2 separate regions of the Homo sapiens genome follow, and region 1 is linked to region 2. The links are chromatin loops, found by intact Hi-C in ENCODE. Cell type or tissue: IMR-90. All regions are shown on one strand.

Region 1 (2,500 bases), 400 kb before region 2:
TAGGGCAAGTAATGCAATCAGAAAGGTTTAGGTGTCATCCCCAGTCAAGAAAACAGTGCAAGTGGCTCCTTCCTGCTTCCTATTAATTTGAAGTCCACCCTCAGTGAAGGATCCCTTGAGAATCAAAAGACCCCAGGAAGAACCTGCTTAATACATCAGCATTAAAATTCAGTTACCCTAAGTTCGGGTGGAATAATTTATTAGAAACTTATTTCTAAGTTAATAATATTGGTATAAATCCTAAACATGGGCCAGGAGTGGTGGCTCACACCTGTAATCCCAGCACTTTGGGGGGGCTGAGACAGGTGGATCACTTGTGGCCAGGAGTTCGAGACCAGCCTGGCCAACATGGTGAACCCCATCTCTAGTAAAAAAAAATACAAAAATTAGCCGGATGTGGTGGCAGGCACCTATTTGGGAGGCTGAGGCAGGAGAATCGCTTGAACCTAGGAGGTGGAGGTTGCAGTGAGCCGAGATGGCACCACTGCACTCCCGAGTGGGCAACAGAGTGAGACTCTGTCTCAAAAAAAAAAAAAAAAAGATACTAAATATGGAATCACTTAACTTCTTGTAGACTTACCTGTAAAACATGGATTTAATAGCTATATTATAGAGTTTCTGAGAAAATAAAATGAATTGATAAATGTGAAATTACTAAGTAACCATAATGCATAATATCAATTGTTCTTAAAATTAAACTCTTTTAAACAAATGCATAGATGTAGACAGGAAAGGAAGTTGTGACCAGATGCCTATTTGAAATGCACAAGATTGTCTTTATTTCTAAGTAAGAACCATGTATACAAGGCATTTAAGCTTAGCTGGGTTGCATCTCCACATGGTAACCAAGTCTAGGGCACCAGAGGACTTTGCTGACCATCTCCTGCTCATTGGCTTAATAGAGTTTCAACATGATGTTATCTTTTGACCTGAACATTATTCCTATTATTGTGCAGACTTCTGCTAGACTTGTGAGTCATTCACACAATTATAATGCAATCAGTTGTTACAATGATCTCTGCCATGCTGCAAGCTAGGCCCCAGTAGGGACTCTAAGGCTCTGAGTTTTCCTCTTTGTTATTTATATTCTTGGATACCATGAAGCATATTTGAAATGCACACTTAACTAGATAAGAAAGGACCTTCACCCTGAAATGTTAGGGAGAATGCTTATTACATCCTTCCTAGAAGATAGAGAAGAATGCCATAAATTTACTTTAACCATCTAAATATATGAGAGATGTCAAGGCTTGTACAGAGGCTATGCCAAAATTCTTTCTTGCTTTCCATTAAAAAAAAAAAAATCACTACTTTGAAGCCTGGCTTTTTTTTTTTTTAACCAGAAATGTAACAGTGTCTCCTTTGTTCAATTGTATTAGCTTATTTTTCTAAAGTAGATTCATTTTCAAAAACATAGTTACGTCTGGGCACTGAAATAAATGTAAATGCTAATTTCAAATAACCAAAGAAATCAATACTATTGACAGGAAGACTGACTGGTCTGCCATCTGCTTGCTTCTGCTGAAATTTCCAGAGATATCATCAGGACTTTATGATCAGATGACAGAAATGTTTGCCTTTCAGCTGACAGTTGCTCTGGGGATTTGAGAAAAGTAAACTGAGCAGGCCTAATGAAAAACGTGAAGCTTCCTAGGGTCAAGATATTGTCCAAAATATATATTGGTCTAGTAATATAGTATTCTGGAAACTTCCTCTAGAGAATGTCTGTGATATTTTTAGCTGGCATCTCATGAAATGTTAGATACTATTCTGAAAACAAAAATAAATTTCTCATGTTTAGAGCTATGTATAGCAATATTTTTTTTACTCTTGTTTTGCCCTACTGACCATATGGGAACATTGAGTTTTGGGTAGCATAAATGTTCTTCTGAAAAAAACTGCTTTTTTTTTCTTTTCAAAATATCCGCTCAGAGATAACCACATTGTTCAATTATCTGATGATATTACAATGAACTGCTGGAATTTTATCTCATCTACTGCATTAATTCTCTACATTATGACTGACCCTTGTCATATTAGCATTTGCTAATAATAATTTTTTGTTAAATTTCCTTTTCTATTCACTATTTTACTTCAAGTAAGTATTATCAATCTATGGACTAAGCACATTTGTATCTCATTTTTTAAATTGTTTACAACATATGCTAAAGCTAATATATAAGCAATTGTTAATCAATCTTTTGACATCCAATAATTAGATTTATTTACAAGAGCTCATGTAAATAAAATTATTTAGAGGCTCTATTATGATTTGCATAAGGCTCCTATATACCTTTTATATGTTTCCAATACCAACTATTCTTCAAACTATATTAAAATTAGAGAATAACTTGAAGTGGGTATTTCCCATTTAATTTTGTCTGTATTTTTAGCTATCTATTATTCTTAAGCCAATATTTCATGCCAGGAATTTTTTATTAACAAATAAAGAATGAGGATCCAAGGTTATAAACCAGACTACAAATCCTAGATAATTACT
Region 2 (2,500 bases):
CAACATGGAGAAACCCTGTCTCTACTAAAAATACAAAAAATTAGCTGGGCGTGATGGCACATGCCTGTAATCCCAGCTACTCAGGAGCTGAGGTAGGAGAATCTCTTGAACCCAGGAGGCGGAGGTTGAGGTGAGCCGAGATCGCGCCATTGCACCCCAGCCTGGGCAACAAGAGCGAAACTCTGTCTCAAAAAAAAAAAAAAAAAAAAAGGAGGCAAAGGACATGAACAGACACTTCAGAAAAGAAGACATACATGCAGCCAACAAATATATGAAAAACACTCTACATCACTAATCATCAGAGAAATGCAAATCAAAACCACAATTACATACCATCTCACACCAGTCAGAATGGCTATTACTAAAAAGTCGAAAAATAACATATGCTGACGAGAGTGGGAAAGCTTAGACATTGTTGATGGGAATATATTAATAGATTATTTTGGCCACTGTAGAAAGCAGTTTGAAGATTTCTCAAAGAACTTAAAACAGCACTGCTATTCAACCTAGAAATCCCATTACTAAGTATATATCCAAAGAAAAATAATTCATTCTACCAAAAAGACACACATACTCATATGGTAACCACAACACTATACACAATGGCAAAGACATGGAATCAACCTAGGTGCCCATCAATGGTGGATTTGATAAAGAAAACGTGGTACATATACACCATGAAATACTACAGAGCCACAAAAAGGAACAAAATCATGTCCATTGCAATAACATGGATCCACCTGGAGGCCATTATCCTGAGTGAATTAATGCAGGAACAGAAAACCAAATACTGTATGTTCTCATTTATAAGTGGGATCCAAACATTGGGTACATGTGGACATAAAGATGGCAACAATAGACGCTGGGGATTCCTGGAGGGGATGGAGTTCGAAGGGAGGAAGGGCTAAAAACCTATCTATAAGGTACTTTGCTCACTACCTGGGTGACAGGACCATTCATACCTCAAACCTCAGCATCACACAATATACCCATGTAACAAACCTGTACATATACCCCTGAGTCTAAAATAAAAGTTGAAATTATTAAAATAATAAGACTAATAATCCAGTTTAAAATGAGCAAAGGATTTGAACAGACACTTCTCCAAAGAAGATACGCAAATGCACATAAAACAAGCACACGAAAAGATGTTCAGCATCACTAGTTATTAGGGAAGTGCAAATCAAACCATAAGAGGTTTTACAATTTATCTTCATGATTTATCTTCATTACCCTTCAATGATATATACTCAAAAAGACAGACAACAACAAGTGCCAGTAAAGAGGTAAAGAAATTGGAACGCTCATTCATTGTTGTTGGGAAGAGAAAGCCAGTGAAGACTCTTTTGAACAGAGTTTGGCAGCTTGTCAGAAAGGTTAAACATAAAAAGATTACCATATTACCCACCAATTTTCTTCCTTGGTATATATCCAAGATAAATAAAAATATGTGTACACAATAATGTGTCACAAATGTTCATAGCAGCATGATTCAAAAGTGGAAGCAATCCCAAATGTCCAAGTGATTCACAGATAAAAAGAATGTGTTATATTCTTACAATGGAATATTATTTAGCTATATAAGGTAGTGAATTACTGACACAAGCTACAACATGATGACCCTTGAAAATGTTATGCCAAGTGAAAGAAGCCAGTCACGAAAGACCACACTTTATATGATTCCATTTATATGGAATGAGCAGGATAGGCAAATCTACACAGACAAAATAGAAAGTAGATTAGAAGTTGCCTAGAGCTGGGAGAGGATGTAGCTATGGAAAGAGGGGATTGACTGTTAATGCATAAAGAGCTTCTTCTCAAGGTGATGAAAATATTCTAAACTTAGATCTTGGTGATGGTCGCACAATGTTGTGAATATATTGAAACCCACTGAATTGTGCACTTTGAATGGGTGAATTTAATGGGGTGTGAATTGTATCTCAATAAAGAATTTTAAAAACCATCAAAGGAGTAAGTTCTAATGTTCAATAGCAGGGTAGGGTGACTATAATTAACAACCATATATTGTGTATTTCAAAATAGCTACTGGAGACATTCCCAACACATAGAAACAACAAATGATAAAAGTAATGGATAACCTAAATATCCCGATTGATCATTACACATTCTATGCATAGAACAAAATATCACATGTATCCCATCAATATATACAAACATTATGTATTGGTAAATAAATAAATAAGATTTTAAAAACCAAAAAAAGAAAAGAAAAGAACAAGAATTCACTGCACTGCAGACAGTGGAGTGGTAAACCAGAGCAGTGTCAATGGGTATGGGGAAAAGTGTATACAAGTGATAGAGCTGATGTGAAAGAGGTGGATTAGAGGAGATGACTTTCTTCTACTGAAATGATCAACCAGGTATATAGAAGTGTCGTGTGCTAAGCTCCCTCTATGGCCTCATTTTTGCTTTTGCTTTTGCCACCCCAGTGAATCCTGGTCTTTCATTCTTCCATCCCCCATGCCCTTTTCCATCTTGG

What was found. Peaks named below come from ENCODE experiments on the same cell type or tissue, not always from the same donor. Only the 100,000 strongest peaks of a DNase experiment are listed, where the experiment ranks them.
Region 1: it touches region 2 in a loop (2.5-fold over the local background); 2 of 110 quality-filtered maps call a loop at or near these places.

What each region holds. Positions count from the first base shown.
Region 1 is chr13:37,593,852-37,596,351 of GRCh38, reverse strand. The region is part of intron 2 of POSTN (periostin); the gene reads left to right. Among named protein-coding and RNA genes, the nearest start is that of POSTN, 3.7 kb to the left of the region's middle. RefSeq lists an enhancer at 715-1,364. In IMR-90, no CTCF peak of the experiment used is centred here; no DNase peak of the experiment used is centred here.
Region 2 is chr13:37,193,680-37,196,179 of GRCh38, reverse strand. No RefSeq gene overlaps it. Among named protein-coding and RNA genes, the nearest start is that of CSNK1A1L, 89 kb to the right of the region's middle. In IMR-90, no CTCF peak of the experiment used is centred here; a DNase peak (open chromatin) is centred at 1,509.